Regions from separate parts of the Mus musculus genome. Here region 1 is linked to region 2. Evidence: chromatin contacts called from ENCODE Hi-C or POLR2A ChIA-PET data. All regions are on one chromosome and are shown on one strand. Each heading gives the region's core, a stretch centred on a gene start or an enhancer-like site at or near the end of the contact. The rest is flanking DNA. Distances are from core to core; before and after follow the strand shown.

The links. Hi-C counts contacts between places; a loop is a spot of excess contacts on that map. ChIA-PET counts read pairs that join two places held with the same protein, here RNA polymerase II (POLR2A).
Region 1: a loop to region 2 is called in a map of gastrocnemius, with 3 times the contacts of the local background. The contact joins two enhancer-like sites. A Hi-C loop is called at or near these places in 2 of 37 maps with a recorded cell type or tissue (gastrocnemius and heart). POLR2A ChIA-PET finds 5 or more read pairs at or near these places in 1 of 5 experiments (embryonic stem cell).

The regions. Positions count from the first base shown.
Region 1 is chr19:32,362,086-32,367,980 of GRCm38, forward strand. The region is part of intron 1 of Sgms1 (sphingomyelin synthase 1); the gene reads right to left. Among named protein-coding and RNA genes, the nearest start is that of Sgms1, 23 kb to the right of the region's middle. Within about 2 kb of position 3,236, at least 1 of the 3 ENCODE cell types and tissues checked has a DNase peak (open chromatin) inside an H3K27ac peak, as active enhancers do.
Region 2 is chr19:32,323,834-32,329,985 of GRCm38, forward strand. All of the region lies in intron 2 of Sgms1 (sphingomyelin synthase 1), which reads right to left. Among named protein-coding and RNA genes, the nearest start is that of Sgms1, 62 kb to the right of the region's middle. Within about 2 kb of position 2,943, at least 1 of the 3 ENCODE cell types and tissues checked has a DNase peak (open chromatin) inside an H3K27ac peak, as active enhancers do.

The DNA of each region.
Region 1 (5,895 bases), core at 1,986-4,485, 39 kb after region 2:
GCCAGTCTTGTGGGGCTGAGTCCTTAAGCTATGGTAGCTGCAGCATCTTCGTAGCTGTGCAATGCTGGAGAACTGCCTGCCACGCATCTGCTGCCAGAAGACACACATGGAGTGGTATGGAAGAGAAAGTGTGTGTAGGTGAGGGGAAAGGGCCAGGTGGTGAGGGGCTTCATAAGGAAACTCTGTACCACCACCACCACCACCACCACCACCACCACCACCACCACCACCAAAAAACAAAAAAGTCTATTTACAAACTATCCGGATTAAAGTACAGATTTCTTCTTCCGGCTGTGTGACTTACTAGAAGCACGGGGTGAAGAGCTTCCAGGTGACTGAGCACAGCCTAGGGCAGTGGTTCTCAATCTGAGGAAAGTGAACCCTTTGGGTTTAAACAACCCTTTCCCAAGAGTTGCCTAAGAACACTCGAAAACACAGATGTTTGCACCACAATTCATAACAGCAGTAAAACTGCAGATATGAAGTAGCAATAAATTTTTTTTACAGTTGGGGGAATCACCATAACGTGAAGAACCGCATTAAAGGGTGGAGGCGTTAGGAAGGCTGATAACCACTTGCCTGGGGGCTTGTGGAAGCTTCCATATATAGGCATGGCTGGTTAAAGCATTTGGCACTCTAGCTTTGGCCCCTCTGGGTTTGTTTGAATGTCCATTGGCTCAGCTGTTTGAACACCTGGTCCCCAGTTGGTGGCACTGTATGGGTAGGTTTAGGAGATGTGGCCTTGCTAGAGGAAGGATGTCACTAGTGTTATGCCCTGAGGTTTCAAAGACATGCACTACTCCTAGTTGATACTCTAATTCCCACCTGAGATTTAAGATGTGAGCCCTTAGCTGCTCCCAGCTGCCAGGCCTGCCTGCTGCCTGCCTCATTTCCCAGCCATGATGGCAATGAACTCTCATCTCTCTGGAATAGTAAGCTCTGAGAAACCCTTCCTTCTATACACTGCCTTGTGTGTGGTGTTTCATCACAACAGAAAAGTAAGACACCCTCTAGTTTTACTTTGCCTACTCTGGAAACCAGCTCGCATCCTCCATGACCTAGGAACCCCAGCCACCAGCCACTCCTCTCACTGCAGATTCTGTCTTTCGGGCAGCCACATGCTAGAAACTATGGAAAGAACCCACATACTTCTTATCATATCACAATATGACAGTCAGTCTCCTGAATATCAGTTTTCAGTTAATGTGTTAATTAGCCATTAGTTAGGACCTAGTGCTACCTGCCATGTGTAAGAACGGCCCAATACCTCTGTTCTCTGGCCAGTATCTTCTCTTGATCCTCCTCTGGGCAAACAGTGCAGGCAGCTCTCATCCACAAAGTTTTGATCTCTACAAATCCTCTTCCAACTGCTTAGCTTTGGATCAGCTGTCCTGTCTGCCCTGGAACCTGCCCCATCTCTTTTTCTCAAATCTCATCCCAATGGTGACTTCAGACAACCAGCCAGCCAGATATCCTATGTTTCTGCAGATACACAAAGAATGTTCTAGTTTCTATACAGTTCCTTTTTATTTCCTCCTCTTTCTCAAGGCAGGGCCTCGTGTAGCCCAGGCCAGCCTCAAACTCACTATGTATTGGGCATGACCTTGAATTCCCCATCTTCCTGTCTTCACATCCAGGTGCTGAATTACAAGGTGAGCCCCACAGCAGTCCGTAATAGCTACCTCTGATCTCACCTTTCCTATCTTGGATCATGGCACTGAAATGCATTCCTTGAGGGTAGTTCTTATTAGGGGTCATTAGTGTCACTGTTGGAACCTAGCATGTTGCTGTGCAACAGCTGTCTGAGTTGGGATTACATCTCAGGAAAGAAAGGAAAAGGCGGCAGAACTATAAACACTATAAAGAGTTTACTTCGAGCCTGACACTCACTGGGCACTGTCTTAAGTATTGAGCAGTGACCAGACAGCAAGTTCTCTGTTCTCAGTTACTTTTCTGTTGTTGTGATGAAACAACATGACAAGGGCAACTTATAAAAGAGTGTTTAATTGGACTCACGGTTCTAGAGCGTTTGAGTCCATGATGCGGAGCAATGGCATCATGGCTGGAATAGCTGAGAGGTCATTATCTCAAGCCTCAGGCTGAAGGAAGAGAGAGCTCACTGAAAATGGTGTGAGTCTTTTGAAATGTCAAAGCCCTCTCCCAGCGACACACCTCCTCCAACAAGGCTACACCTCCTAATCCTTCTAGAACTGTTCCACCACCAAGAACCAAATGTTCAAACACATGAGCCTATGGATGCAACTCTCACTCAAACCACTGCAGTCTCTCAGCTTATAACCTTGTAAAAATGAAAATATAATATTCTTGTGAAAATTATATACACACACAATAAATACTGTGTGTGTGTGTGTGTGTGTGTGTGTGTGTAAGTATGTAAAGTAAACACATCCAAATACTCATCGATAAAACTGGGTTCAGATGTTTGTTCAATGCACTTTAGGCCCTATTTTTCTCAACATCTAATATATTTTAAAGATGAAAAATAGTCTTTAGTGAGAAAAAATGAAATGTAAAGTGTCTGCTCTCTGGGGGGGGGGGGTCTTGCCAAGCTAACTCATTTCCAAGAATTCTGGATAGAGAAATCTTTACTGTAATCTACTTTTTAACATAATGCTTCACGCAGAAAAAGCAATCAGATGAGAGAGTTTGGGAGGGGTGTGTGGAAACGAACAGGTCCAGCCAACAGAATTCAACTGAATAACAAGAGGAGGTTCTCAAGGGCTGGGGAGATTGTTCAGGGGTTAGGATCGGGTGCTGTTCTTGCAAAGGACATGGTCGCATTTCCCTGCAACCATATCAAGCAGCTCACAGCTGCCTATCACTCTAGCCCGAGGGTATCAGTCACCTCTGGCCTCAAGTGCACCAGCCCTTACTTGTATACACACCAACACACACCTATGTATACATAAGTAAATATAAATGTTTTGTAAAAGACGAAGGTCATCTCAGTGGAGCTAAGCAGTCTCCATCTCTATCTCCACGTCCTCTTAAACAGTAATGGAAGGCAACAGAAGTGTGACGACATTCTCATGTACTTTTGCCTCAGGAGACCTCAAGGTGCACAGTGCCCTGGTCCTACAGACCAGATTCCGCAGTAAACCTGTAGGCCGGCATTAGCCCCTTCAAAGATGAGATTCCTGTTCAAGACCTCAAACCATTTGCTCATCGTCTGCAGACGTTGCTAAGCATCCACTGCTGGTGACTGACAGGGCTGGCATCCAATCCCATCTAAGTGCCAACACCTCGGTTTTGCTTTCTTTACACCCTAACACATCCCTCCCACTGTCTGACATTTCTCTCTCTTGGTTCTCATCCACTTCTGAGCTCTACAAATGACTGAACCTCATCAAGAAAGAAATCTCTAGCAGGGAGCTGTATAAATTGAAAAAAAAAAAAACCCAAGAAATTAGTCCTGAGATAAACAATGTAAAGGTTGGTACTTCCAAATGTTAACTCGGGGCAATAGAAACAAAACTGAGAGATGCTGAGGTTGCAGCGGCTAAGTGGTGGAAGGAAAGCCTGCCACACACAAAGTCCTGGGTTCGATTCCCAGAACCATGCACAAAGAAGGAAGGGACAGGGACGTTTAGAGGATAAAGAACTGAAGAAGCTAAAAGCACTGTAGTTGTCAAAGATGTCCTGGTTTCTGGATTTGCTTGGTTTTTCTCTTTAGCAGTACTAGAGATGGCACCCAGGGCCTAGCACATGCTGGACAAGGGCTCCAAAATTATTCTTCTTTTATTTTTAATTTGACACCCAAAACATTTGAAAGGACACTAATAGTATGATTAGCAACAAAATGTGAGAAAATTAAAAATAAGAGTTCTCTTTAATTTTGTCTGTTTCTGTGAACTGCATACAGTCTTACTGGGTAACCGGAACTGCATACAGTCTTACTGGGTAACCTCAAACTGGTCTGATCCTCCTGTCTCAGCCTCCCAACTTCTGGAATTCCAAGTGTGTACAGTCAGGTCCAGCTGAAGCGTGTTTGTTTTATTTTTGGCTCTCAAACTGGCAGTCCTGTGTTGGCTAGGCTCTACCACTGAATGATATGTTCCACCAAAAAAAAAAAAGAAAGGACCTCTCCAGTACTGTTTATTTTTCAACACTTGTTACTGTGAAAGTGTGCAAAAACTCTGTCTTCTATATGAAGACAAAGAAGCAAGACATGGGTGAGCATATTGAAATGTTATTATTTACCAATTTTTTTTTAAAAAAATTAGGACTAGCCTAAAGCTTGAAATATATGCTACTGTTTATCCCAGTCGGAGTTGCATTAACTATTCTGGAAGTAAAATATAGAACAAGAAAATGGTAAGAAATGGATTTAATGTTCACATCAACATTTCTGACCTGCAGAGTTTATTCCCGAAATAGAGGCTTTGGCACAAAACAAAAAGCTCCGTGCTCTTCTCATGTTTCCCTCCCACCGAGTCGTAAGCTTAACAGCTAAGCTGTCCTAGCTCTCTGTCCTGGGCAGTAAGGACATGTTTTACTCAAAACCACGTGATCAGGCCAGGGGGCCAGCCAACCTATACCGAGAGCCTCAGGACAGTCAGAAGCCCTGTCTCAAAAAGCAACATGGACTACTCTTAGGAAACGCTATCCAAGCTGTCTTCTGACTTCTACACGTGCACATGTGCATTCATACGCAAAACACATTACCAGAGCCCTCTCTTCACCAGTAAGGCCAATGGTTCACAACCTGTGAGTTTCTACCCCTTTTGGGGGATCAAATGACCTTTCTCAGGGGTTGCCTAAGGCCACCTGAAAACACAGATATTTACATTACGATTCATAAGAGAAACAAGGTTACAGTTTTGAAGTAGCAATTAAATTAATTTTATGGTTGGGGGTCACCACAACATGAGGAACTGGGTTTAAGGTGTGCAGCGTGCAGAAGGTGAGGAGCCCTGACTTAGCCTTTCATGCTCCTGAAACCCCCACCCACAAGAAAGGGAATGGGTATACTCACACGAGTGTGTATTTGCCAACATATGCACATCACACTACACTGCAGCCTGCAGCCTGCATATACCAGGGTTGAGGGCTGAACAGTAGGAAACAGTCAAGAGGTACAACGCAGACAGAAGCATCAGAAGTAGGGCCTAAAACAAGGGTTATAATAAAGAGGCGACCACAACCAGAAGTGCTGAGCCTCGTACCCGGAGGGGAGAAGGGGGCATGAGGATGATCAGGACCGTCAAGGAGGAAGAGGAAGAGGAAGAGCCACTCAGCATGGCAGAACCAGAAGTAGTGTCAAAGATGGGAGCACAGCACAGGAGCACGAGGCCCTGAATTCCATTCCCAGCACTAAAATTAATTAACTCTGATTAATTTTCAACTCATTAATTAGTTAGAGTCAATGAGGTGATTCAGGCGGTAAAGCACTTCACAGGTCTCGTGACCCAGGCTGGATCCCCAGAACCTACATGGTAGAAGCAAACCAATCCCGCACCCCCACACAAGCTATCCTAGGACCTCTACATGCATATGTGCCCACACAAAATAAATCCTGAAAACGAAACAAATATGCGCCCGCGCACACACACACACATCATACAGCATGAAAATAGACCTTTAATATAAAAACACTATCCACAATGCTATTAGTAAACAGTAGGGGCCCTGTAAACAGAAAAAAAATGGAGAAAATGTCGGCAGCATAAACACGTACACTTGACTGACTGACATATTTTTCATGATGACAGGTAGCCACATTTGATTATTATCAAGCCTATAACAGTACAAAGCAACCTCTACCACAACAATGTTCCATACCCAAATACCTCCAGGAGAAAACTGGTCTCCCAGGAGTGCAGACACACGTGTGAGCACAGGTAAGACCAACATTTCTGCTCTGAGGGAGCCCCC
Region 2 (6,152 bases), core at 1,693-4,192:
CTGGACTCTGATCTAGAAATCTGAACTAGCAAAAGAACACGAATTCCAAAAGAGCAAAGCAACAGCAAACAGCACGACGAAGCACCCTTTCCAGTGTGGAGCAGGAAGTGAATTCACGGGAGCTTAAGGAACCCAATCTTTTCTATCAGGCAGGCTCTGAGGCTACCTTCCCTGAGGCTTGATCTTCTATCTCCAACTCCCAAAGCTACTCCAGGAGCATTGCTTCCCAAGCGTGGGGTCTTGACAAGAGGTCAGTAGAAATCGTTCAAAACAGAAAGAGAAGGGACATTTCTCTGGCCCTATGGTTCCATCAGCAACTGATATAAACAGCAAGCATCAGATGCAGTTTCAATCTCTATTTCTCACACAGTCACCCTAACAGGTACCCTGGACACTTCCTCTCACCTTAAAAGTGAAGGACCGAACAGAGACACAGAGAGGTTAAGCTATCACACAGCATCCCAGTGATGTAGCTCTAGGTCCCAGCTGGAAGCAAAACACTTTCCTGCCTCAATGCTTCAGGATGCTAGGATTTCAGAGTATGGCTGGCAATTAATTATGTATTAATATTCGGTTGACTCTCATTACTTGATTTTTTTTAAGCAGGTTTTGAATTTTAGGGATATTATACTTAGAGGCACCACATAAACATCCACCCCTATCTATGGTATCTGACTCCATCATGAAAGGTGATCAAGCTACCCCTGGCTGCTTAAAGTCATGCCTCCAATACCCCAGAGGTAAACAGCTTGGAATAAGTCACGCATTGATGCAGAATGACACCTGACATCTTTTCCTGGTTAAAGAGGAGCTGGGTTCTGTTTGGTGTCAGTGGTGTGGATTTCAAAGGCCTCAGACCTAACACTGCATCTCACTGGTCTGGAAGTCATTCAAGACTACCCCCCCAGAGATCCATTCTGACCACATCTGGAAGAAAGAGACCACAAAGCTAAGGAAAACATAAATATGCCTTAGGGTACCCACTCCACATCAAAGACCTGGTGCTAACACTGTTTAAGGGTTAGTCAAAGAAGACCCATAAAATGTGGTTTTACTAGGGATAATCCTTTAGTTCAACTTACTTGTTTTTATAAGCAGTGTTAGTACTCAAATCACCAACAATTAAACCACCAGCCCAGCTCCATCCAGGGAAGCTGCCTTCCCTATCCATCATCTTCCATGTGCTCCCAGAGATGGCTAAGGTAGTCCCAGGCAACAGACAGGACGCTTACGGGATAAGAAGGGAGTGGGCAGTATCAGCTTTAGCGATGTGAACCTAATCTTTGAACCAAGGAACCCACCAGAGATGTGCTAGAGTTAAACCATTTTTTTGTGGCAGAGAAATTGAGCTTTAAAAAGAAGTCAACACCTTCTTAAATGCTGCCCAGAGATCTTCATGCATCGCTAACCTATTCTCACTGCCTATCAACAGTCGAGTAGGGTTTCCCAGCAACAGTCACGTGAGGCAGTTCACCGAGCACAGGAAGTACTCCTACAGACAGAACTTAGGAGTCTGACACAGTGAGTTCCAGGCAAATGTCCACAGAGTGGACCTGGGTGTTTGCTGGGCATGTGGTGCGAAAAAATGCAAAATTAAAAAAAATACAATTTATGTCCTGTTATAAGTTTGAAAAGACAAAATCCACTCTCTCTTATATAAAATTATTAGGAACTTCAGTTCAATTATATAAACAGCAGGAAACATTTGACACCTTCTGCTCAAACACAGGAAAGGAAGTTTTATCAACATAGGAAAAAGGAAACAAGGCAGTTATAAACAACTCAACACGCCCGGGGTTCTCGGAGAAAATTTTCACTCCAAGCCATCAATCTGCTGCACACACATGCTCAGTCTCAAACATGCACACACGTGTACATAGGCATTAAACATGTACACATGTGCACATAGGCATTAAACATGCACACATATGTACATGGGCATTGTTGGGTTTTGTTTTTTTTTTTATTTTGGTTTTGTTTGTTTGTTTGTTTTGTTTTGTTTTGATAATTCTAACAAAACTGCCAAGTGTTAATGTCAGACATTAATGAAAGAATATTACCAGTGGCAAGTGCCCATCAAATTGATGCTGGTTAGCTGGAGCTAAGAAATTAGCACTGATTAAGAATAGACCAGCATCGTTGAGGTGACATCTTCTGGGAAGTGTTTTCTGAAAGCACAAAGAGGCTGTGTTCCAGAGATAGCCAAGGTTGTACTCCTGCTGCAGCGGGACTTGGTAATGTGTAAGGGTCACCCAGGTGGTACTGGTTTTGAAGGCATGAAGGGGTCACGCAGAGCAGCTGAGGCTCAGCACTGTAAGAGGCCATGGAAGGCCATTGGTGAAGGTGCAGCCGCAGTTGCAATTGATGGTTTCTTACCACTATGGCCCTCCTAGAATGCAAAAATCTTAGCTCCAAAGTCCATGACAGCTTTGATTGCTCATCCCTGGCACTGGCCTCATGCCTTGATAAGGTCAGAGCAGAAACTAAGAGGTACTCACCAGATGGTGGCTTTCTGTTCTACACTTGACATGTAGAACATGTACTAACAGCTGGTGAGATACTGCATGGTCAGTTCCTAGGCATCGTTGCATTCAGATCCATCATTCTCTGGCCAAATGCAAGTGTGAACCTGCACCCTGATGCCCACGGGAAAGGCATTCCCTGCATGCAGGGCAAGCAGTCTGAGCATACCATGCTAACAGGCCACTCACTGCTTCTACTGAAGACCATATTACACAGGGAGAAAGGAACCTCTCTAAAATCCTATGACATGAAAAACCACATTAAATCCTCTTACATAAGTGTTCTTCTTAAGGTCATTTCCTATGCAATCAGTCCCATAGTGACTGGGGTTTGAGTTACAGGAATCCACAGGCCCAGCGTTTCTGATTACACTTGTGTATGCTTTGAGTGAAGTCACTGATACTCGATCTCAAATGCCACAAGTGGCCGGGACACCTGCTCCCAAGTGCTCCAGACCAGCTCTCCCCAGATCCTGCCAAAGAACAGCTCTCTGAGAGGCTGAAGAGACCTGGCCTAGGGGAATTAAAAAAAAAAAAAAAAAAAAAAAAGCACCACTCGAGCCTGGGAAACACCAGATATTGGGCCAAGCTCAAGAACCTCTCCTCCAACACAATGCTCTTGGGCCCAAACATGTGCCTGTTCCAGCAATAACAGCACAAACTTTAACTCCACTGTAACCAAACCCTGGAATTAGCAGGAAACTCTGGCTCTCCTGGATCCACCACACAGGACAGACACTCAAAGAGGTGGGAAGGATCTGTCACGTATGAAGCAGGGGGAAAAAAACGCTGCTTCAAGGAAGTGACAGATACAGTTGAACTGTGCACATCACAGGGCAGGAAAAGGGCCAAGATCAGGAAAAGTGAGAGTGGAGCTTCCAAATAAGCAAATCCTGCTGGAAGGGACTTGGGGCTAGGCAAGAAGCTGGGCCCTGGGAGATCCTTTGCATTAAATGCTTCTGATAAAAAACTGCAGCATGTCAAACTCCAGCTGGATGTAGTGACCTGAATTGAGTACACAAGTACTTTTTCTGTGTGCTACTCATTCCACAAAGCTTAACATGGGAAAGCCCACCTTTGGCCGGCTACCTCTGGGGGACAGTTAGGACTTACACGGTTTGGTCCCAGTTCAAGCACAACTGAAGTCAGCTGCCTTATGGAAGACCCATGGCTGTTGGGACTGGCCTGGAACTATTTGTTCTAAGAACACATTTGAAGGTAGAACAATTAAGGACCATGAAAGAATTAAGAGTCAAGAAGAACAATCTCTTGGCTTTACACTGAAGGTTGTGTCCCTGATGGCCACCAGATAGATCGCATTTAACATCAAAACCCAGAATGTTCTTACTGGTGCCCATACACCCAGTTTGTTTAGAGCCCACTCCAAATTCTGTAATTCAAATGTAGCACCAGCCATAGGCAATACATATATATATTGCCTACTGCAACAGAGGACAAGAGAGTAAGAAATATCCATTAGTACAGTATAAAGAAATTAAAAAAATAATAATAAAAAATTAACACCTTTTTACCCTGTTGTTGAAAAAGGGCAGAGTATTAGGGATCATCAGATTAGTAAAAGAAAACAAGAGTAGATCCGTGATGCCCTTGGCCCTTTCCTGACGCTTTCCCACCCTTGCTAGAAGCTGCGTGCCAGTTAGCATCAATGGGGTTTTCTTGAAGGATTTTTTTAGTTAAATCTCTGAAACTTTCCATTGATCTGTTTTTTTATCAGATAACTAAGCCATGTAGATACATACCCAGCCTCTGTCTCCCCTCCCCACCCCTCCCCTTCCTTCTCTTCCTCCTCCTCCTCTTCTCTAAAGCAAGTAGCAGAAACTAGATTGCTGTCAGACACATGCTGGGTGTTCAGAGGCTGTTCCCCGGGTGGGGAGGGTGTGGTCTTGTTTAGGAGCTATGCTCTAAGATGCTGCTTACAGGAAAACAAAGACAGGAGGGAAGTGGGAGGGAAGGAAGAAGGAACAACCACAGGATGGGGAACAAGGCCAGCCTGAACTAGTGAGATCAGACCTTGGGGTAAGGGCTATACCTCAAGCCAGTGTTTCTCACCCTTCCCAGTTGTGCAACCCTTTAATACAGTTCCTTATGCTGTGATGACCCCCAACCATAAAATTATTTTTGTTGCTACTTCATAACTGTAATTTTGCTACTGTTATGAATTGTAATGTAAATATCTGATATGCAAGATACCTGAAAAACACTTCTGTGAAAGGGCTCACGACCCACAGGTTGAAAACCACTGATCTAAGCCAACAGGACAGGTTGACTCATACTTATCCCAGCTGTTCAGGATGTAGGAGGCTTATAGGTTCAAGACCAGTCAAGGCTACAAAGTGAGTTCAAGGCCAGCCAGAGCAACTTAATGAGACTCTGTCTCTAATGAAAACAAACATGGGATTCTAGCTCAGTGGTTCTGCATGTGTCTAGCATGGTCAGGCCCAAGGTCCAATCCCCAGGACAGCACACAGACAACAAAAGTGCCCATTCTGCTACAAGGCCTCTTGTGCTGCCTCTAAGCAGATGACAGTAACAAGCATGTAGGCAGCACTAAATCCTCCTACAGCTGCATGTTCAGAGCAGACACTGGGCAAGGACTGGGGAAGCTACCTTTATGTTGTTTACACCATCTGCATAAGTGGTCAAGGGGCACAGACTTGTGAGCCAACCCACAGATGAATCAGAATTCCAGTTCCACCACTGGGAGAATAGAATAACGCACCTCTCATTCCTTCCTTTCTGCCATGAGCTACTGAGTCCTGGGAATGACACGGGCTCTATGCCTTCACCTCTGTTTGGCCCAGAAACCTTCACCCTCTTCCTTGGGGAGCAATTTTAGAAGCTGATGTGATGACGTTCCATGTCTGAGCTGTTTGGGCTGGGGATTAATACTAGCGTGAGGAGGCTCACGATTTTCTCTGTATAGTCCTGGCTGTCCTGGAACTCACTCTGTAGACCAGGCTGGCCTCGAACTCAGAAATTCACCTGCCTCTGCCTCCCGAGTGCTGGGACTAAAGGCATGTGCCACTACACCCGGCTGACATAACACTTTCAAAGGTAAGAATGGAGAACATTCCAAATGATGACCCATGAACCTAAAGGAAACCAAACAACAAGGCAGGTTAGTTTGACCCATGTAGCAATGGTGTTAAGGTTTTTACTAAGTTACGTAGAAATCCAGATTTCCATGAAAACTGGAAAACTGGACAATCTGTCACAGGCACTTCCCCACCAGGGCTACTTCCTGGCAATGAGAAACAGGCTCTAAGTGGCATCTGCTCTAGTTAGAGGGGACATCAGGCTCCCTGGCATGTGACACATTCAGTCCCCGATGTTACCTGTCTTCTGACACTTGTCGCCAGCTTGTGTTGCCCTCCAGCCTGGAAGGATCCCAGTTTGGGATTCTTGTTTTCGACACATCAGAAAAGACAAAACATAAACACACAGGCACATGGACTTCAAATGATTTTCAAACATGCTTTTCCATGGAGGAGAAGAGGGGAGAGAGTCACATCCTCAGCCAGCACACGTCTCCTAGAGCTTGCATTTTCCAGAAACAGGCAACTTTTACATCTCTGTATATTGTTCATTTAATGTATTGTTTAAAAGTTT